Regions from separate parts of the Homo sapiens genome. Here region 1 is linked to region 2. A link is a loop called in an ENCODE intact Hi-C map of the cell type or tissue named here. Cell type or tissue: IMR-90. All regions are shown on one strand. Links, peaks and the distances in the headings refer to the core of each region. The heading gives the core; the rest is flanking DNA. Region 1 has its middle 140 kb from the start of PTPN20. Region 2 has its middle 190 kb from the start of PTPN20.

The links. Hi-C counts contacts between places; a loop is a spot of excess contacts. Peaks named below come from ENCODE experiments on the same cell type or tissue, not always from the same donor. Only the 100,000 strongest peaks of a DNase experiment are listed, where the experiment ranks them.
Region 1: it touches region 2 in a loop (2.4-fold over the local background); 3 of 110 quality-filtered maps call a loop at or near these places.

Annotation. Positions count from the first base shown.
Region 1 is chr10:47,045,946-47,057,636 of GRCh38, reverse strand. No RefSeq gene overlaps it. Among named protein-coding and RNA genes, the nearest start is that of PTPN20, 140 kb to the right of the region's middle. In IMR-90, for the core only: no CTCF peak of the experiment used is centred there; no DNase peak of the experiment used is centred there.
Region 2 is chr10:47,098,783-47,110,473 of GRCh38, reverse strand. No RefSeq gene overlaps it. Among named protein-coding and RNA genes, the nearest start is that of PTPN20, 190 kb to the right of the region's middle. In IMR-90, for the core only: no CTCF peak of the experiment used is centred there; a DNase peak (open chromatin) is centred at 6,243; H3K27ac peaks cover 1,627 bases.

The sequences.
Region 1 (11,691 bases), core at 4,110-6,609, 52 kb after region 2:
AGTCTCATTCCCTCCTTTCTGGGTGAGTTTGACAGTCCTGCCATCCCCGGCACTCTCTCAATGGTATCCACATCGTAGTATCACACAGAATAGCTTCATGGCCCTAAAAAACCTCTGTGCTCTGCCGATGCATCCCTCTGTCCCCCCAACCCCTGGCAACCACTGATCTTTTAATTGTCTCCATAGTTTTGCCTTTTCCAGAATGTCATATAGTTAGAATCATACAGTGTGTAGCCTTTTCAGAGTGGCCTTTTTCACTTAGCAATATGCATTTAAGTTTCCCCCATGTCTTTCCATGTCTTGACAGCTCATTGCTTTTTAGCACTGAATCATATTCCATGTGCCTGGATGTGCCACAGTTTATCCATTCACCTACTGAAGGACAATTTGATGCTTCCAAGTTTTGGCAGTTATGAAGAAAACTGCAATAAACATTAGTTTTGGGGGTGCTGGTTGTGTGGACATAAGTTTTCAACTCTTTGGGGAAAATGCCAAGGAGTGTGACTGCTGGATCCTATGGTAAGAGTATGCTTAGTTTTTAAAGAAATGTCAAACTGTCTTCCAAAGGAAACTGTACCACGTTTCATTCCCACCAACAAATGAGAGCATTGTTGCTTCACATCCTCCCAACATTGGTGTTTCCCGGGCTTTGGATTGTGTTCATTGTACTGGTATATAGTTGGATCCTGTTTTAATTTGCAACTCCATAATGACATATGACATTGAGCATCTATTCAAACACTTATTTGCCAACTTGTATCTTCTTTGGTGAGGTGTCCGTTCACGTCTTTTGCCCATTTTTTAAATCAGGTTGTTCGTTTTCTTATTGAGTTTAAGAGTTACTTGTATATTTTAGGTGATAGTCCTTTGTAAGATGTGTTTTTTTCAAATTTTTCTCCCAGTCTGTGGTTTGTTTTCTCACTATTTCGAATTATATTGACTTGACTTAAGGACAAAAACAACCCTATTTTAAAGAGTTTGTAATGAGAATGAGTACAGCACCTTCTTCCTAGATCTAGAAGCAGTGCACAGCTGTGGTTTCCTAGGCTTTCCTGGCCATTAGATGTGGGTTTGTCAGGAGCCCACACTGGCCTGCTAAGCTGTGGCCACTAGTCCCACGTCTCCTGGGCTAGCTGTACTCTTTTGAAGCCAGTGCCTAGACTAATGCTTTGGGGTAGAAAGGCCGAAAGTCCTCTCACTAGAGACTCCACCTGACAGGCCTCTCTCTCCAGGGAGGAGGTGGTGGTGCCTCAAAGAAGAGGAATTCCCACTCTTGGTCATTCTAGCAAGGGACAGGAAATGAGATTAGTGACTGGGTGAGGCACAGGGACTTATTTGGAGCATTCTCAGGGAAGGGGAAGGCAATCTTACTCCCTGACAGTGAGGGAGGTCATGGGAGAGGCAGCCAGGAAGCCCCCTTGTTCCGGTCCAGGGAGCTCACCCCTGACAGAGGCAGCTGAGAGTTGATATGCCTGGGTTGATGACTCTTGCACCCATTTAATTTAAAGGATAAAGGTAGGCTGCAGTGCTTTGGGGCCAGGCCACTTGGTTTTGTGCTCCTTTCAGGTTTTTTCCACGGGGACTGTTGTGCATCTCACAGCACTCCACGTGCCTAAGACTGCAATTGTGGGTGCATGAGGAAGACAGAGCCCCTCCAACTCTTCCTGCCCAGCCGTTGGTGAGAACAGAGCCAGAGCTGGAGCTGCAGGAGACCTTGGTGCAGTGCCCAGTGCACACTGCCCTACCTGACAATTCTGTTGGGATCTGGGGGACAGCCAGGATCCAGAGGGGCTGGAGGAACAGAACAAGGCCCTGGACATAGGCTGGCCACAGAGCAAGCGCAGCCAAAGAGGAAGTGCTGTGCCTGGTTTCTTTCCGCCCTCCCTCCTCCTTCTTCCCTGTTAACTGTTCTGCTGGGAGCCTCCGGATCATGGATTAGGGATTGTGGTGGGACCCTGTCAGACTCACCATGTTGAAGCAGGTCACCAAAGGTCACACAGTTGCCCAGGATGAGAATGCCTGTGCCCAGGGGTGCATCAGGTAGAGTGAGGAGCTGGGATTGGATCCCTTGGCCAGGCTGCTGCTTCTGCAATTATCCAGCTACCGTAGGACAGGAATAAAAGAAGCCACAGAAATCAAAGAGCTGAGGTAAGCAGGAAGGCAGGGCGAGAAGGGAGGGCCCAAAACAGCCTTTCCCCAAAACAGACTTTGCTCATGATGATGGGAACTGTCGAGTCTTTTGAGGGACCAAAAGGGGGACACAGTAGCAGAGCTGAAGGGCCTTGTCCTCCAGGAATCAGGAAGGAAAGGAAACTAAGGCAGCCAGAGTTTATGGGTCAGTGCTGGGCCCCAAAGCCCAACCGTGCAAAGGGTTTTGGCTCCACCTCCAGCAAAATGATGTCTGATGATGTGTCCCAGGATGGGGTCTCTGCCAGCCCTCCTACTCATTGATGCTCACCCTGCACCCAGAACCACTCAAGAAGCAGCGGGGGTGGGATGAACCTCCAGGATGCCTGCAGGTGGGGCAGATTCAGGGGTGAAATTCAGAACTGATATAAGAAGTAGATTTACCTTGAAGCTAATGATGCTTCCAGCACAGGCCTCTCATTTGTAGGAACCCCTTCCAAAGCCCCAGGAGTGGCTCTAGCAATCAATGTAAGTAAGAAGATAACCTCTCATTCTACTGGGACCTCCCCTGTGTCCCACACAATGCACTCTGCCCCCATCAGGTGGCACTGGAGTGGCCCCAGGCATATGGGGGATCCAGAGAGGTTCAGCTGAGAATATGTTATTTAATCTATAATCTGGAAAGATGCTTTGAAAAGTTGCAATAAAACAAATGAGAAGTTATGGTCTTCCACTTTGGACAGAAATATGATTTTGTCATCCTTAAATTTTTAATTAAGGAACAGAGAAAAAAATTAGATAATGATTAATGGGGCCAGGCATGGTGGCTCTCACCTTTAATCTAAGCACTTTGGGAGGCTGAGGTGGGAAGATCACTTGAGCTCAGAATGTTGAGGCTACAGTGAGCTATGATCACACCACTACACTCCAGCCAGGGTGACAGAGCAAGACCCTGTCTCAAAAAAAAAAAAAAAAAAGGAAAGGAAAAAAGAAAGAAAGAATTTACTGTTAATAAAATTATGTTTTTAAATGTTCATATTTTACCATGAAGAAGTAGAAATAAATGCCTAATAAAAATAATAATCAGGCTCTTGGAATATTTAGTAATCTAATCAAGAGAAGTGAGTCCTATGAAGACATTGGGGAAACTTTTAAATTTATTGATGAATTAATCAAAACTGACAAAAACAAAGAAGACACTAAACATGAATACCATTAAAATGTGGGTCTAGAAGTGTATTTGTCATTCAGAGAGCATTTCAGGTCAATCACCATACAGAAAATTTGACATGCCCTAAAGTCATACAGCTCAGATGGGATAGAAACATGGTTCAAGTCTTCCCTAATTTTTTCAACAATTTATTATAATTTATATGACATTATCAATTCATCATGAAGTTGAAATAAATTTTTCTCAACTACCGATTTTTTCAGAAAATGCTGTTTGACCAGCACTGCCAGAGGAAAGACTGAAATTACCTTTCTATTATGACTCTAGAAAATCATTGTCATATGAAGAGGGAAACAGCAAGTACCTAGCCAAAAATACAAGAAGGAAAATATTACACAGTATGTCTGGAAGCCAGTAAATAATATGTTTTTGCAGAGTTTTGTGATGTTTACATTATTTATCAGCTTTTAAAAAATGTGTAGTTCATTTTAATTCTTGTATCATTTTGAATAAGTATTCACTTTTACACCTAGTTTTGTACTCACAATTTTGTTATCCTTTTTCTTTACAAAGTCCCCTACATTTAATATGGAATCGTAGAAACTAGATGGACTGTGACAGAGGTGGTGACCAGGCATGGGTGCAGACACAAACTCTGCACGGCCTCAGTCACCTTAGCCCAGAAGCCACCTCTAGGCCCTGGGACAAAGAGCCAACCTAACCACCCGCAGGCGTGCAGCCCCACTGGCAGGCACTAGCTCTCCATCCCCCAACACCTCCCCATGGCTCAGGCGCCCCTGATTCAAATGGGGAATGGACTGGCATCTGGTCACTAGATATCTCGTCCCCAGATTAACTTTTGAGTCATTTCCAATCCTGTTCTTTTTTAAAGACTGATGGTGTGTACTTTCACACTCCTGGAAAGCAAATAACATGAGTTTCTGGAGGACAAACTGGCAATACATATTCAAAGTATTCATACTCTTTGGCCTGGCAATCCCCCTTACAGGAATCTATGAATAGGAATGATCAGAAAAACAGACAAATATGTAAGCAAAATAAGGTTCCCACAGCATTGCATGACACAATACCAACAGTGTTAACAGAAAGAAAATCCTTCTGTTATGTCTCTCCCTTGTCACTAGGTATCCACAGCCTGAAGAAATTTACCAACATATTAACTAAAATGCTCTGAGTGGTACAATTCGGAGGATGGTTGTTTTCTTCTTTATGCATTTTGTGTGTGTGTGTAACACAGATGAGTTTATCAGAAGAAAATGCACTTTTAAAATGAAACAGTCGTAGAAGGAAATCAATCAGACACCTAAATTAGGAGGCTGACACAACTGCTCCCAAAGGAATGTCTTAGTACCCCTCAGTATTTCTTTAAAATAAATGGCTTCAGAAGGCTAAAAAATGGGCCTGCCCACCTCTTTTCTCAGGGATCCCTAGAGCCTTTGCTCAGACACTTTGATTCAGTAATGCTCATAAATATGGAGCGGCCCTTTGCAAGATCCCTTGCATTTTAATGTGGGGGTAGTGCTCACCTCCTCCGTGGATGGGTGATTGCAAGCAGTTTCTTGGTCCTCATTTCTGCAAGAGCCAGTGAGGTGTGTGGACTGGGATACTTAAGAAGGAGACACATGGAAATGCCATCTTCTGACCAGGGAGTCCCTTGGACCTTGGAAGCAACCAGAGAGCAGAGAAAGAACAGTAGCCCATGCAGATGAACTTACCTCCCTCTTCTGGCCTTGCTGTTGTCTTCTGTCAAGTGGGGAGATGACTCTGAGTAATCTCTGAGGGCTCTCCAATTCTGCACATGAGCTTCCTACGAGCAGGGAAGTTGACTGGCATGGTGGCTCATGTGAAGGCCATGGGGAGGACAGGGAGTTCACCCGATCCAGCGCGGATGCCCTTCCTTCATCTTAGCTTGGGCGGGTTAGTATTTCTCATCCTGAAGTCAAGCTACCTATTCTGGTCTCCTGGAGTCTCTTCTGACACAAGGCTAAGTTATGTAAATACACAAACTAAACATGCTTTGCAGGCATAATTTTTTAAACAGAGATGAGGAATAGAGAAATAACCAAAAAAATTATGTACCTTTCTGTGCCTGGTTTATGTCTGATTTCACAGAATCCAGCAGACTGTATACACATGGGACAAGCCTGTGAACTTGGCTATCACCTCTGAGTTTCAGAGGGTGGGTGACAGACAAAGACAGGCTGGCGCCACAACCCAGCACAGCCTGCAGAGGACACCTACACATGGGGACTCGGTGTGGGTCTTGGTGGCACAGGGGAGTCTACATTGGCCAGGGGAGCCCTGGGGCCCAATCTCAGGAAGGGATGTGCCGCAGGGAAAATGGAGGGCCAGAGGAGATCAAGGTAGAGATTTGTTTCTGTGTACGGTGCAGAGAGAGGTCCCCAGGTACAAGCCAAGATGTCACAAGTGCAGGGTGGGTGAAAGGCATCTCAGAGGCCACCTGCAGGGAAGGATCCCTACTGACCTGGGCACCTGAACACAGTGTAGCCTGCAAACCCGTCCTCCCCAGAGGCTCTGCACCCACACACTCTCTGATCTCCCTCATCTGGACTTTTATACCAAAGAGGTTTTGATGCGCCTATCAGCTTGCCAAGGCCACTGACAGCCACAGAAATGCGGTGGAGCCAACCCCATCCAGGGGTCAGTCTTTGATCCTATTTATTATTTAGACCAGTTTGTGACTTGGTCAATACAGATGCTGCATAGACAGGAAGCACTGGGTGCAGGCTTCGAGCTCATTCCCACAGATTTAGTGGTCAGAGAGGAAAGGGCAACACCTTGGAGAAGCTTGGGAAATTGAGGCACAAGAGATGAAGTCCAGGGGATTAACTCGCTCAGCCTCAACTGGCAAAATCAAATTTGGAAGCAGCTAGAAAACCACATTGTGAATAATGTAGTCTGGCTTGGCCCCCCACATTGCCTTGTCGTGGGCTTCCAAACCATCCACTTGGAAGTGCCCCATCACCAGCCTCTAATGAAATGCAATTGGTGTTCCCGACCACGTTCCTACCTTCACCAGTCCCAGCAGCCCCTCAGTCCCGGCCGCACACACTTGGGCACGCCATGCCAGCTGCACCAAGCCAATCTGCTGTGAGATGCCGGGAAACGGTTTGCAAATATTACTTTCCAAATTTATCACACTTGGCCTGGTACCGTGGAAAAAGTTGGTTTTGATTTTACTGTGGATGATCCTGAGGCCCCAGTCTGTGTCCTACTGGGGCTGGCTTCGGGTGCTGGGGCCGAAGCCTGGTCTCAGAGAGGGGCCGGGCCTTCTCAAGTGGTTCTGCTGCCGAGAAAGGTGCCAGCCCCTCCACTGACCACTGGCCACCTGCAGAAGCCCACCTGGCTACACTGGCCCTTTCCTGGCACTTTCCAAGCCAGCGAAGGTGATCTCCCTCTGGCAAACAGAAATCTGCGCTGTTGGGAGACAGAGCAGTAGGCATCTATCTCCACATAGCTATCTTGAGCACCTGGTATGCACCATTTTGTTAGCATGGAACTCTCTCCCTATCCCTATCTCAGCAGCTTCCTTGGAGCCAGCAGCAGGCCTGAGGAGGAGGAGAGGGGAGTGGCCATCCAGCTGTCAAGAGAGAATCCACAGGCCCCATAGGAGGGACCTGGCTGCCCATCATAGACACTCAGTCTCTCGCTCTGTGGCTGTCAAGCTCCCAATATTTCTGTCTCTCTCTTCTTTTCTGTCTTTATCTGTATCTTTCTCTGTGTCTTCTTCTCTCTCTGTCTCTGTCTCCCTCTCTGTTTATCCTTCTCTATATCTCTGTCTCTGTCTGTCTCTGTCTCTCTCTCCCTCTTTCCCTCCTCTCCCTCTCTTTTTCTCTCTCCTTCCTCCCCCTTTCCTTGCATTTCCCTGGGGATGATGGAGTTTTCCTCCACGTCACCATGTGGCTAGACAAATCAGCCCTGGCCTTTTTGCTCTTGCATGAGAGTAGAAGGCCTCCCAAAGCCCCTCAGGTTCCATGGTGTCTGCTCCAGCCAGGCCCCCCACCAAAACCCTCTGAATCACTGGCTCTGGGGATGGCAAGAGCCCTCTTTCCCTGGTCCTCACACTCAGTCCCAGACTGTTGAGACTAATGACCTTGAGTGTGTGTCACGTCCCTCATGTCCCCCTCTAGGGAAACTGGCCAGAGTGGGAAATCACAGCCAGATTTTGGGTCATGGGCAAGGGGCTGAGGGCTCATGTCTGTGAAGAGAGGGGCCTCGAGGGGCCCAGGCAGGGAATGGCAGTGCCGGGAGCACTATGGAGAGTGGTGGGGTCTGCAGGAACCTGCCACCAACTAGATTGGGCAGCCGCTCTCCTGCCGCACGTCTCCTTTCACATCTGTGGCCAGAGTCTCCAACTTTTCAGGAGAAACTGCAGATCTAGATTTTCATATGAAAATGTTAAGACATAATTCAAAGTTTTTTGAGAAGCACTCTGCAAGCCAAATAAAACACATCAGCAGGACGGATCTGGCCAGCACAGCACATTCATGACCTCTGTTTGGTGTCCCCTAACACCCACCCCTGGGCCCCAGCCACCTTCAGGGCTGGCAGGGGGGCCTCTGCTTCCAGGGCCCATGCTCCTCCCTCGCCTTCATCCTGGTCATGGGGCTCTGCCTTCCCCGGAGCTGTCCCAGTGTTCAGATGACCCTGAGGCAGGAGCCCACCTGCAGTACAGCCTCCAGGCTGGTCAGCCGGTGTAGACATCTGGTCATTCTTCATGTCTGTCACCTGCCCAGCTGGTCACAAAGCAGAGGTCCGAGCCCCAGGAAACCCAGGACCACCAGGCTGTGGAGGAGAAAGACTTGCTGGTGTTTCATGGCCCTTGTTTGCTGTTACCAAAGCTCATGTTTAAACACAATTACTTTCTGCTCCACTCAGGCAACCCAGTTGGCACACCCTTCCAGGGACCAAGTCCCATGGCCTTTAAGGAAGCCCTAGCATGGGGCTGCCCATTCCCCAGACATGAAAGGCAGCTAGTAAGTTTGCTACTCATTAGCTGTGTGGCCTGGGAAAATGACTTAGTTTGGCTGGCCTCAGTTTCTTCATCTGTAAAATGGGAACACTATCTCATGCTAGATAAAAAAGGACAAAATTAGACAATTAGATAAATTCCCTCCCAGCTTCACCCATGTGCAGAAATCCTTGAAGAAGGAGAAGGCGAAGGAGAAGGAGAAGGAGAAGGAGAGGAGAAAGGGGAATTAATATTTGTTGAACCTATTATGCATGAGGCACCTTGACAAGGGCTTACAAATGTCATCTCAACTCACCCTATGAATCACCCTGGCAGGCTATCACCCCACTTCACACAGCCCCTATTTCCACTTCACAGATGAAATCCTGAGCTCCAGGTAAGTTGAGCTATTTGTCCCCGGAAGGGCCCAAGATTTGAACCAAGATTCAAATTTGGTCGGTCTCAACATTAAACCTAGAAACCCGGCCAGCTGCAGTAACCCCCCTGCAGTGCCTTCAGCCTCTGGCCCTGGACCGACACTCCCTCCCATGGCTCCAACATGTGTGGGCCCAGGCTCCAGCGCCCTCCTCAGGGGCTGCCCTGCCTCTGCTCTTGAGAGGACCTGCAGGCCTCCATCACCCAGCCCACGCTTCCTGTCTGTGTTGCAGGGGTGCCCAACCCAGTGCTGGCCTCTTCCTCTCGGTGTTGCAGGCGGCCTGCCAATGCCATTCCTTGACTCAAATGGACTCTGTGGACAAAAGAACACTCCCCCAACTACTGCCTTCTTGGCCCAGGCAACTCCTTCTCATCCTTCAGAACCCAGTTCAGACATACCTCGTATTGGGGGCTGTGCCTGGCAACCCCAGCTCCCCAGGCTGGGCTGAATGCCTCCCTAGGCCACACCAGCACCCACCTTGGCCTTGATCTCATTCACTATCAGTGAGTCCACTCTGCAGTGAGGGGCAACGCTGAGCTGAGGTAAGGCAGCTCTCCTGGGGCCACTGCCTTAACCTGAGGGTCCCAGCAGCTGTCCCTGGGGCCCCTGGTCCTTGCCTCTGATGCCACCCTGTGCTGCTGTTACCCACTCTCAAGCAAACCACACCCTGGTGGGAGGCCCTGGGGCTGCAGAGGCTGTGAGGACAGAGCCTGAAGCCTCTGCTGGGGTCCCACCCTGAGCTCTGAAAGAACCCCCAAATGGAAGCCCCCACCCTCTGTGTTGCACTTTGCTTTTCCCATGTGGCCACAGGTCCCAGGTTGGGGACTGGGCCACCTTCCCTTCCTCTTGCTTTAGTTTCATGCCCAGCTCCGGGTGTCTTCTCGTCGGGGACTCTGCATGCCTTTCTCAGGGCTGAGCAGAGCTGAGGGGTCCAGGAGCCCTGGTTACCCCCAGGTGACATCCCGTGGTATTGTTAGCATGGAGGTGATGTAGTGAAGACGGGTTGTCAGCTAGGATGGGGGCGAGATGACCATCTAAGCAATGTCAGAGCAGGGCACGTACTCAAAAATGTACAAACGTATCTTCCAATCTTCCAGCTGTTGGGAGAGCTTGGGCCACCCAAGGGCACAGCGCCCCCTGCTGGCCATGACGATGATGCGGCTTAGCTCACAGGGCTTTCCTCTGCAGCAGCTCCCCAGAAGCCAGGCAGGGGAGTGCTGGGCGGGGTGGGAGAGGGATAGGGGTGTGCATGCATGGGCCATTTCTCATTCTCTAACATACAAACGTGCTCTGACACCTCTCTTGAGGACCCCCTGTGCCCACTGGCACCACCAACAAATCAATCACATAGCCAATCAACAAATTAACAAGCACCTGCAGTGTGCACACACTGGCCCAGACTCACCTTACCTGGATGCTCCCCACCTCCACTCTCTGTGTTCAATTTGCCATAGTCCTCCTGCCCCACCTCCCATGGCTCTCACCCCCACAGAACTGCCCCTTGTGCCTTCCTCCTCAACCAGGTCCTCACGCCCCCAACAGGACACATACCCAGGGCCCAACCACGTGGCCTATCTCTGCACTCTCCTGCACCCATCCATCCCGCACACCACCCACACTCCAGTACTCTTGCCAAGAATGCTCGAGCATTCTCACCACCAGCTCCACAACCTCCAGGGCTTCCCTGTCCTTGAGAAAGAGCCCAGGGAAAGGCTTGGGTGATCAGACCCAACCTGCAGACGCAGCCCTGCCTGCCTGACTCCCACTCAATCTGCCCTCTAAGCAAACTGCAGCAGCACAGCACCATTCCCAGAAAGCACCCTTCACAGCAGCCTCCCACACATCTTCACAGCCCCCCACCTGCACAGGCATACTCAGCCTCACAGAGTCCCCCTACAGCCCTGACCCCTCGTTCCTATGGAAGACTCACGCCGAGGCCCTCGTCCATTCCCATTGCACATGGACCCACCAGGCCACTCACCTCTTCATCTGAGCCCCCACACCCAGAAGCACCCATGCCCCAACACCCTCTGTGGTATCCACCCTCCCGCCCACACTCAGGGTTCTGTACAGAAAGGAGGGATGCAGGGAGTGTGGTGAGCATAGGCCCCGACGCCCAGTTTCCCCAGAGAAGCCTTTCAGAGAAATCGCTTTCACATGGCAGCTTTGGTCCTCCGGGAGGGCAGCGGCTGAGGAGGGGGCATGACGGGGCAGCCAGCGAGACCATTGTTCACGCCTTGGCTGCTGGAGCCAAGCCCCTACCCCAGTGCCCCTTATCCATTGGAGGAGGCCGCAGGAAAACAAGGTCTGGTACCCGAGGGGCCCAGTGACCCGTTTGAGCAGCTCCCCTCAAGCAGAAGTTTCCCACATGACCTTCCAGCCGGGCCCTGGGCTTTCCTGCCTCCACAGCAACCGCAGTCCCCTCGCTTGGCACTGTGTCTTGGCCCAGGGCACAGGGGAAGGGAGGAAATGGGGAGGTGGGGAGAGGATGCACAGGCCTAGCCCGGGCTCCCAGCTGGCAACAGCCCTTCCTGTAAGGACTTCTGGGCCCTCTGGGTCCTCTGACCACCTCTTTCCACCACCCAAAACTGGTCATGGCCTGCATGGGTTTGGGGACCCAGTGAGCTACACTCACATCACTGGATGCTTCAAAGCAGCTGTGTGACTCCAGGCAAGTGTCAGGACCGTGGGTTCCTCATGCCCTCCTGGCTATCAAGCTTGAAGGGCCCACGTGGAGATTCGAGGGAAAATGCACACTCAGGCCCAGGAGCAGTGCCTCACACCAGTGAGTGGAGTTCCCTTTTAACATATTCTTGGGTATTGCCTCCACCTAGGGTCTGTTTGTCCCCAAATTTAAGCTTCCTGGGTTCTGACTATGTTGGGCCCAGTGGTGTGGTCTCTGCCCAGCTGGATGTCAGCCTCCCCTCGGCCTCAAGGGCCCAGTGCTACCACCCATGTTTCCTT
Region 2 (11,691 bases), core at 5,102-7,601:
GAACATGGAATCTAAAAGAACCAAAATATAGTATTAGCCAAAGAAGGCACTCCTCAGCCAAGCCTTCCATTTGGGGTTCTAACTCTTTGTCAGACCTTGGGACATCAGAGATTGCTCATTCTAACTTCAGTACAGCCTCCTGCCCTGAGAAAGGAACCATCAGAACATTCAATCACTTTTATAGAACAACTGCAGTGACTTAAGGTGTAAATGGATTGGAAACAAAAGGCTTGCATTTTCCTTGATACACAAAAGGGGTTAAAAATTAAGAGGAAGCCTGTAGGGAAGGGTTTTTGCTGAATCTAATGCATTTTTCAAAACACTCTAAAAAGAGCTATGGGCCCAGAGCCAGCTGAGCTCAATCTCCTGAATTTTATTTTAAGCAGATCAAGCTTGTAGGTTATACTATTTATACTATTTGCCATGTTTTCCATTTAGACAAAAATCCCCTAGAATCTACAGGAAAGGAAAAGGAAGCAGCATTTTATGGCTCACGCTTGCAATGGCTAACTGGTTTATAGAAAGACTGTGAAGGCATTTGGCTTCAAACGACAACTCTTGGGAGTCCAGGGTCAGCAAGGTTCCTGGAGGGTGATGGGCTGCTCTGGGCACTGGCATGAAGAGAAGCCACAGTCAGCCAACTCTGACTTCTCTTAGGCTGGACATGAGGACAGAGCCAGAAAGCCCCCTGGAGCAGACTATGTCCCATCTCCTTGAGGCCTGCAAGAACCTGGCTTAGTCTGTTTTGTGCTGCTATAACAGAATACACAGAGTGGGTAATTTATAAAGAGCAGAGTTATTTCTTACAGGTCTGCAGACTGGGAAGTCCAAGATCAAGGGGCCCACATTTGGAAAAGGACTTCTTGCTGTATCATTCCATGGTGAAAGGCAGAAGGGCAAGAGGAGCCAAACTCGCTTTTGTAACAACCCACTCCCACAATAAGGACACGAATCCATTCAGGAGAGCAGAGCCCCCATGACCTAATCACTTCTTCAGGGTTCCACTTGCAACACTATTGTATTGGGGATTAAGTTTCCAACCCACGAACTCTATGGTTTGAATGAGAAAACAAGAAAACCAAGGCCTGGGGAGGGAAGGAACTCTCCACTATCAGAGTCTGTTAGTCCTGGAGCTGGACTTAAATTTGCTTGTGTCCAGAGGGAAGCACCTACCCCAAGAGCATCACTTGGAGGACTTTGTGTGGGAGCTGAGGCTGGTCCTGGGGGTGCCAGGAGAAGAATCAGAAGGACTGGGCTTGATTCCCAACCCCACCAACAATAAAGGCTCAGGCACTTTATTAACATCTTTGGGCGGTTTCCTCATCAGTTGAAAAAGGAAGATAGCATATGCAGAGTTTGTGTGATGATAAAGGAGACATAGGAGACAAAGCAGGTTTGCCCAGACAGTGCCCAGCACAGAGTGGTGGTCTGCTGCTGTGAGTGCCATCAACCCACTTGGGGCCCTGTGGCCTTGGTCCCTCCAAGGGAAGCTCCATGCTCAGGCTTTCCCACCTGGTCTTAAACAACAACTAAATCACTTTGATTTCATGTTGAAGGCAGCAAGAAAAAGAAAATCTCTGCCTAGCTTCTGGCTTCCTTGTGACATTAGCCTTCGAATTAAGTATATACAAAAATCACACAGTTTAACCACAAGAAAACCTCCATAAACCAGTCCACATATCCTGAACAAAAGTGCTTTCAAATGACAGAGGCATGGTTAAAAAGTTTACTGAGAATAACTACACTTCATAAAAAGCAAAATCCGTGACTCAACCCCACTCACAGAGTGGGGATGGGGACAGAGGTGGACATCAGCGGCCATAGATTGATCAAATCTCCCATTATTCCAAGCAGGCAGAACCCAGGGAACTCAGGTTGGGACAAAGAGCCCATTAGAGGGCAGGAGCTTGGAAGAGAGGTCAGCACAGAGATGGGGAGCAGAGAGGCTTGGCCTGGGACACTCACAGGGGAGCCCACAGATCCTGCTGGATGCCGGTCACAGGAAGCATCAGGGAACATGACATATGACACCGGGCTTTACAGATGTTCTGCTGAGGAGCTGGAGAATTGTGGCTACAGGAGAAAGACACATTTGGGACCCAGAAAATTCTTTTTATGATGCCAATTTCAAGAGTAAGGGGAGTCTATAAAACATGCGGGGGGCTCTGGTTTCTGACTCCGCTGTGCATACAAGTGTGAAATAGAACAGTGTTTTGTGCTAGGTGGAGAAAACTGCATGTTCAGTCCATATATCTTGGCTCATAAGTCATTTCTGTAGGATCGCCCAGCCAGCTGCATCTCCAGCCAACAAGGCCTTGCACTCTCATTTCTAAAGCTTGTTTAAATGAAATCCATAGATTCCCAAGTAGTGTCTCTTGTTCCTGCCTTAGACAGGTGTAGTCTGCATCCATTCTGTTAAGCAACTTGGCTGTACTTACGTCATCTCAAGGACCTGTGAGGTGTTATCACTGCCCCATTTCTCAAATAGGGAAATCATGTCCACAGGAGGAGGGACTTCCTTGAGGTTCACAGCTAGTCAAGGATGGAGAGCAGGCCTGTTAACTCAGCTGTGCCCACCTCTGAAGGTGGCTCTGCTCTCCTTCTGCCGATGTTCCAAATGGGACAGGTGTGGTGACACGGGGACCACAGAAGGCCAGGTCTGTCTCCTGAGATGGCTGGTGGGTTAGTCCCAGCCATGCTGAGTGGCTCTGGCTTCAGGGGCAGAGTCATTATGCCCCAGCTTTAGTAAAGGGATGCATCAACCCGTCCCCATCTGATAATTTGATAATACACAGGAAACCAATGTAAAGTCAGAAAGTTGCCAAAACAGCCAATGCTTCTGCATCCTGGGTCTGAATTTACATCTGCCCCAGGAACCTCCCAGGTGGTGACGCATGGCCAGCACCATCTGTTTCCCAGCATTCTCGGCTCCAGGTGTGGCCCATGGGCCAGCAGCCTGAGCAGCGGCTGAAGCTTGTTAGACTGCAGACCCCCAGTCCTGTGCAGAGCTGCTGAATAAAACCCCCAGGGGATTTGTGAGCACTGTGAAGGGTGAGAAGCACTGCCCAGGTGGCACAAAGAAGTAGAATGCCAGCTTTGTCCCCTGAGATACTTCCTGTCTGGGCCTCCCTGGTTGGGCTTCTCCATTGCAGCTGGCTACATGGATTCAAGTTCTAGGAAGGCCAGTGAGACTGCAGAGAAGTTACTCAACTGCGCAGGACACATTTCCTAACCTGTAAATGAGAACAGCAGCAGAGCCTATGCATGCGGATTCTTGGGAGGAATGAATCAGGACAGGGCGTGATGTAGCCAGCACAGTGTGGATGCTCGCTGCCCTTCTGACTGGGACATGTGCTTTGCTGACACATGCAGCTTGGTTAAAGTCACAGCTTACTGACTTGAAAGTCTTTAAAATAATTTTATAATCTCTGCTATGAACTCAATAGGAGTTCATTATAAACATTTCATCCATTTATATTTCCCCCATTGCCAATCCCTTGTGGTAACTGTTATGAACTGACCAGGTTTTACACGAACTCATGTGCCTTCTGGTGCCTGCATGTGTTCATGAAGCTACTCATTCAGGTGCAGATGCTTACAGAGGACTCTACGGTGTGTGAGTTCCTGGAACTCAGAATCAATGAAGAAACTCCCTTTACTCTCATGATCCAATCAATGATAGAGAGTGATGTGGTGTAGGATTAAAGAAGCTCTGGTCTCCCAGGGTATAAAGAAGCTCCTAGCCCAACCCAGTTGGGAGAGAGCTCCCCAGAGGGGGCTATGCTGAGCTGTGGTCTTCCGGAGCTGAAGGGTGTGTTTAACCCCTGGGGACAGAAGCAGGGAACTCCTGGGGGCCATGTCCTTCCTCCACCCCTATTTCTTGTTAAGAGAAACCCAGTCTCATACATTAAGCCGAGAATGGGGATACATTCATTTGTTGGAGAATTTAAAGAACAAGATGTTGTATTTGGACAGAAAGAAATGGCTGTTTTTTGAGTAAGGAAATCTGACACAGGCCACCACATGGATGAACCTTGAGGACATCATGCTTAGTGAAATAAGCTAGTCAGAAAAGGTCAATTCTGCATGATTCCACTTATATGAGGGTCCTAGGGGAGTTAAAATTATAGAGACAGGAAGGCTAATGGTGGTTGCCAGGGCCTGGGGAGAGGCAGGAATGCGAACTGACTGTTTAATGGGTTCAGAGCTTCAGTTTTGCAAGATGAAGAGTTCTGGAGATGGACAGTAGTGAAGGTTGCACAGCAACAAGAATGTACTTAATGCCACTGAATTGTTCACTTAAAATGGTTGAGAAAGTCAATTTTATGTTATGTATATTTTATAATTTAAAAACTGGGAAAAAGAAATGACTGCCTATGATATATTAAAGTGAAAAAAGAGAGAGAAGGGGGAGTAAAAGATGCATGCTCTTATTCTGATCACTCAATTAAGTGAAATAGTATAAATCCTCAATTTAAGGTAAAAATTACTCCTTGGCTTTGTAAAGAGTGTCAGACTCTGAGACAGAGAGAACTAGCTTCCTGTCTTGCTCTTACAGTTACTGGCTCAATGGACTTTATCTTTAGAACATTCAGTCTCTTCATCTATAAAATGCAGCAAAATAATACACAGGTTTTTGAAACCTTTGGTTAGATCTCATTAAACACTCTGTGCAGCCTGGTTCATCCTGCAAACTGCAGAGAAAGAGGTTTATAAACCTAGATGACAGAGCAGGCCGTGGGCATTGCAGAGGAGTTATCTGGAACTCTCAGTGAATCCCACAACTCATAAATAATATTATGACAAAAACTCTTTCAGTCATTCCAAAAATGTGCTGCTATCAGAGGTGTTATTATAATTTTTTTTTAACTTGGATGTCCAAGAGGGGACGGGCAGTTCTTAATGTTATCCTTTAATGCCTTAGACTGGCCAGGATGGTGGGACACCCTTGCTCAGTGTTGGAGGCTACCATGTGACAGTACAGGCTAAGGCTGGCCTGTCCCCATATGGACTTGTGTCTGCTATTAAATGCTGTCCTCAACTTTAACCTTTTTCCTAGATGAGCTTTGTATGAGTTTTCTATTGCTGCATAAGAAAATTACTCCAAGGCATTAGTGGCTTAAAACAATACTTATTTTGCTTATGAATCTGAAAGTCAGACAATGTGGCTTATCTGTGCCTTATGTGGCATACGTTGGGTTGGAGGGTCTACTTCCAGGCTGGCTCGTTCACTTGGCTGGCAAGTGGCCACTGGCTGTGGACCAGGAGTTCAGCTGGGGCTGGGCACTTGGGATCAGTTCTTCCACACGTAGGCCCCTCCACAGGCTGCTGGGGCTTTCTCACAGTGTGGTGGTAGGGCTCCAAAAGTAACTGTCCCCAGAGAACCTAGCAGAAATGCATGACAATATTATGACCCAGCCTAGCCTTGGATGTCACATGGTGTCACTTCCTCCATATTCTATTACTCAAAGCAGTCACCCAGGCCTGGTTCCAGGGGAGAGGTCATAGGTGCCACTTCTAGATGAGGGAAGTGGTAAGATTGTGGAAAGGCACGTGGGACAGAAGATACTGTTAGGGCCATCTTTGAAAAATACAATCTGCCACAAGTTCTGTCCTCAGCTGGGAAGAGTGCCACCCCTGTCTGCAAGTTCCTCAAGTTTCCCTAACTTAACTTTGCTAGGAGGAAGGGCCTGTTTGGCCAAATACCTAATGCCTTCCTCCCCTTCTCAGAGGGATGTGAATAACTTTCCTGCTTTCCCCCAAATCTTATTTCTGCTGAGAATCAGGAGTACAGCTTCCTGTTAGTGTCACTTCACCACCATCTCCATTAAACATCCTTCTCACTTGGTAATCAGTTTTCCAGCTGCAGCACCTCTGAGATCACTCCAGAAATCATGCCCTCTGCTCCCAGTGTGGGGACCTGTGCTAATCTGAGGCGGGTCCTGAAGCAGCGCCTCTTGGACCTGCTTCTCAGACACTCCATCAGAAGCAAGACACAGTGCCTCCCACTCCGGCAGCTCACCCAAATGAAGGGCCCCTCTCCCTTCATCTAGCACTGCCTGGCCCCTGTCAGACCTCAGCCATCACCACTCCCCATGGAGCCAGAGCTGATAGAAGTATCAGTCCATAAGCCATTCAGACATGCAGACAGACACAGGCCTGGGAAACTGGACTTCTCAAGTCAGTGACGAAAGCTCTGGTGAACACAGCTGAGGAGGTGCTGTCATGATTCTCTCCCATCCCCCAGGAGAGGAAACTGAGGCCTAGGGAGGGTTAATGATGTGTTCATGGTTACAGCTGGAACATTTCAACTAAAAATTTTTGAAGTTGTGTCCAGAATGTTTCCTATAACATTCTGACTTTCCAGAAAAAAATGTAATTGCTATATTTCTCATAGTATTTATCTTATGCATCAAAGTGTGATGTAAGAGTAATAAAAAAGGAATGAACTATTGATATATACAGCAACATGAATGAATCTTAATAAAAAGAGTGTACACTCATCCATCCATAGAAAACTCCAGAAAATGCAAACTAGTGAATAGTAACAAAACAGATCAATGTTTGCCTGAGGATGGGGGCATAAGGGTGGGAGAAAAGGATTATATACGGGTGCAAGGAAACTAGGAAATGATGGATGTCTTTGTTATCTTGATGTGGTGGTGATTTCATATGTGTCACAATGTTAAAAATTGTGCATTTTAAATGAGCAGTTTATTGTATGTCTACTATACCTCAAAAAAGCTATTAAACATGAATAAAAATTATTATGTGAAACAGAGCTAAAGTTATTTTACAGCCATGAAGAAATCAGGATTCCTTTCTATAAATATGTTTGAATAATTTTAATCTGGTGAAGATTTGTACTAATTTCTTAGAGAAAGGAAAAACACAAATAAATGATGAAAATGTAAATAAATAGTTTTTGCTAAAAGGAGAAATTCATATGCCAGGAGCTTGGCTGTCTCTTAATCAAAAAAAAAAAAGACATATGTCATTGTGATTTTGCCCTAAATTAAATTGAAAATGTCATTTTGTTTCATCATCAAGACTATCATCCAAGGGAGATGTTTTTGCTATTGTGATTTTGCAGATTGAAAAACCGAGTCTCAGAAAGTTCTAGGACATCTCCGTGGCAAAGATGGGATTGGACCAAGGTCTCTGTGCCTGGTTCTAAAACTCACTCTTTCATCCATAGCACACCAACTCTTTTCAAATAAAGAGAAAGAGGGAAGGAACAGAATGGATGGAGATATGGGGGCCCTTTTCTTCCAGGTGCCCCAGGAAGGGAATTTTGGAGTCCACTGAAATACCATCCTGGGAAATGGAGACGCAGAGGGGTTGCACCATCCTTGTCTTCCACAGTGACTCTCCTACAAACACCTCTCCTCTCCTTCCCCTCTTTGGCTCCAGAAGGAGCCCTCCTCAGTTGGCCTGAATGCAGCCTTCTGGTGGGAGTGATGAAAGGCTGTGACATGCTCTCTCCTCCTTCCTCCTTATTTTGATGGCAAGAATAGAGAGGAACATTAGAGCTAAAGGATGTCTTCTTACTGCAAGGCCCCTTTGATTCTGGAGGAGCCAAAATGTACCCCAAAGACAAGAAACTGACCATCCCAAAGGTGTTTGGTCTGGAGAGGCAGGAATTTCAGCAGGGAGATTTTAGGTAGACATTAGCAATGCAGGGCCAGTGGATGGAAGCCAGGCAGCAACTTAGGGCTGATCTCTATAGGGATGAGGAGGCCACAGGTGTCCACAGTGACATGAGTGTGAGCTGCACGCTGCCATTAAGTCTTCCCCAGGGCAGAGAGAGTCTCAGGCATCTCTGCACAGTGACTTTGCCTGTTCTTTAGAGTCTTTGTCTGTTCTTAAGAGTCTTTGTTTCAGGTTCGATGGCCGAGAGGTGGAAGTCTTTCTAGACCCTCCTGCCAACCGGAAAGGGTTCAGAAGTGGGGCTGGGTACAGGAGGAGCAGAACCTTCAGAGACAGCACCCAAGGAACCAGGTTGGCCTCTAAAGAGCACCCCCAAACGCTCTTCCTCACAGCTTTACACGCCTGAGCTGTGACATTCTGCTGAAAAGAAAGGGATGTGGTGTGATTAAAATATATTTGTGAAAGGTTGGATTAAACAATATTAAGCAAGCTTCCTTACATCATATACACCCATGAGAGGGATGTGATGCACAGCACTGGAGTGGCTACTGTAATGCTCCCACCACCACCACCTTTATCACCATCAGGACCAAAAGCTCCAAGCTACTGAGGGAGCTACTGGCAGTCAGCCCCCTGTGCTGGCCATCACAGAATGGTTTCAGCTAAAAGACTACCTTGAGAGTCACCTTGGCCCTCACTCAACCTCTTCCGGGAAACTCATGTCCAGTGATTGGCCAATGCAGGGTATGAAGTCCTGTCTCCTCACCTCGCCTGCCAATGCTGTGGGGCTATCCAGCTTTAGAGCTCTCTGGGGAATCAGCAAGGCCGCTGTTGCAACTGCATGAAGCCACATTTCTCCCTCTGCTTCTGTTCCTTTCACAGTTGCTGATCTGAGAGCATCCCCAGGAGATCTCCTGTCTTGAATCTTGGTATCAGATTTTCCTTCCAGGGAGCCCAGCCTGCAGCCATCCTGATACCCAATTTGGAGAGTGTTCTAATATTTGACTGTGAGGTGATTTGGGCTGATGTTTCTAGATAAATATTGCTAATTACATGAGAAAGTTACTTCCCATCCCATGTTCTTGTAGTAGGAGCTAAAACTGAATTTTAGCAAAAACCTTTTGGCAGCTAGCAAGATGGTCATGGGCCTCCCTTTCCTGCAACCTGCTGCTGTGAGAGTATGAAAGGGATATGGCATAGCCTTCCTTTCCTTTGCCCAGAGAGTTGTTCTTTGCAATAGAAGAAACAATGTCCTTAGTTCAAGTGGATGGTGGGGAGTTGTCTCAGCAGAAGATGGAGAAGGTCCCCATTGGCAGCAACTGCCAGTTGCTCCCACTTCCCATTCCCTGGGCCTGAGTTCAGCCTCCAGCAGAATCCCCGCCCGGGCTTCTGACCATTGAGAGGAGATGTGGCCCACCAACACGCTGGAGCGAGGCACTGTTTTGAGAGGCAGCTTTCAGGTTCTACAGAATGTCAAAACTTACCCTCACAAAATGACTGGGACCCAAGGCAGCTGCCTGACCAGCCTGGCCTCTGAATCCCTGCTCTTCACTGTATGGGCCGCAGGGAACCCCTGAGAGCCTGCCCTGTGACCATGGAAATGTATCTTCAGCCCATCCACATACTGTGCAGAGTGTCGTGCTTTATAAAGCATTTCACCTTTTCACCTAAAATTAATACACCTTTTATTTAAGTTGATAGAAAGGATTTAGTTGGCTTTTTCCAAAACCGCAAAGAGGAGGAGTGAAGTCCTCTGGGGGATAGAGCCAGGGCCTACAGACTGGGAGAAGTTGGGGAACATTCTTACTGCCCCGCCTTTGTAGCAAAAAAGCCCAGACTCAGGGAAGTGATCTCATTGGCTGGAAGTCAAACTGATGGACTTGAAATTTGAACTCAGGACGTCTAAATCTATAACACTATAAATCTGTAACACCCCTAAAGTTGACAATTGTGCATTAGGCATCCAGAACTGTCTAAGTCTGTTCTAGCTGCTATAACCAAATTCCTTATATAGTATTAGTTGATTTTTAAACAACATAGATTTTTTCACAGTTCCAGAGGCTGGGAACTCCAAGATCCAGGCACTGGCATATTTGGTGTCCGGTGAGGGCCTGTTTGTTATAGATAGCGCCTTCTATGTGTCCTCACATGGTGGAAAGGGAGGCCAACTCCCTCAAGCCTATTTCATAAGGGCACTAACCTCATTCACGAGGACTCTACCCTCATAACCGAATCACAACCGAATCAGTTGGAGCCCAAAGGCTCCAACTAATACCAACACACTGGGGATTAGATTTCAACATCTGCATTTTGGAGGGACATAAAAATTCAGATCACAACAAATACATATATATCAAAAATATACATATATTTTGGAAGTTTATTTTTTCCTGTGAATTCTTCCTTTTTATTATGATATACAAATTTGTTAACATAGAGTTATAGTTTTCTCTTTTACTTCTAAAAATAATCTCATTCCTAATTGTCTGTGTTTGTACAATTCTTCCCTGTGCCTGTTGACTTCCTTGCTTAGACTTACCAGTTATGCTCCCTTTGCTGCTGTTTTTCAAAGAACTGGGATGGGGCAGTATTTGACTTCTCCTTGTGCCCAGGACCTAGACTGGTGCCCAGCACAAAATGTTCTGGTAAAGCTACTGGAGTAAAGGAATGAATGGGTGGGGCACCTTGGAGGGAAATGGAGGTTTCTGGCTCTCTTTGTTACCACATTGCCTAGGAAAGTGTTTCTCTCAGCTCCCAGCATCACGGCTGGAGAAACATCTTACATGTTCAGCAACTGGCTCTGCCCTTCTCTCAGATGGAAGGTCTGACTCAGCCAGGGTCTGGGTCTTGGTCTTTAGTGGTAAAATGTTCTCTCTTACAACCTAGAGTCTTGGGGGTGATGGTCCCAAATACTGTGGGCAGGGAGGGAAAGGACTTCTGTGCTGGGGCAAGGATGCTGGACTCTAGCCTGCTACCTTGCTGTTACCAAATGTGCTCCTTTGTCATTTTGGGCCCATCTGAAGGGCTCCCGAGCTTGAGCCTCATGCAGCACCCAACCAGGATTTAGATAAGACGAAGACGATGTGTGGAGGGAAGCCCAGGGGTGGGCCTGCAGGAGATCCTAGGCACTTCAGGACAATGGGCATCTCCTGAGAGAGAACGTGCTCATGAGAAGAGGGTCCACACATACACTTGCGAAAGGCTTTCAGAGCCATGGTGGCCTGAAAACAGGGCCTTGGATCACCTCACTGGTGCCAGGAAGGAGGAAAGGGGAGGACACAACAGTCTACTTTCCACAGCAAAAAGCATCCACAGAGCCCCTCGCAGTGGTTCATGCGTCCATCTTCTTTACTACTCCTGGCTGCAGTGAAGGTCAGAAAATGTAGTCTCTCAGCTGGGCACATCACTGTCCCAGATAAAAATAGGGGTGCTGTTAGGAAGCAAGAGGCAGGCACTGACAGAGCAGCCTCTGCCGCCTCCACTTTTTCAGCTGCCCGACGTTCACACAGGCTGTTCCTACCCACCGGACACACGCCTCACATCCTCCAGGGACACCATCCCCAAGTGCCATCAGCTGCCACAGCCAACCCAAAGGCCTGATCTGCATGATGGGCGGCTCCCTCCCTCAGGTATCACGTGGCCATCTTCTCCAGCTCACCTGGTGGCCTTGTGAGCCATACACCTAAGGACAAGTCATCTCACCCAGCACCCTCCATATAAAGGACAGGGAAGGGACAGGACAACCCCAACAAAAACTCTCAGGAAAACTTCTGAACCACTGCTGTCCATAGCGATGATCAAATCCTGCTTATCGGAAATTCGAATCCCTTCTCTGGCACCGGAGTCAATTCCAGGTTAAATGGCAAGGTGGGGTCCCCCTCGTCCATGGTCTTTGTGATCCCTGGCACCTCTCCATGGGCTCTTCTGAAATGGGGAGTCCCCTTCTTCTTTTAGGAACCTGCACACCTCCTGTTGGTGTAGTTCAGGGGCCTGAAAACGACTTTAGGGGATGAGGATCCAAAGTCCCCATGTTCCTGTTTA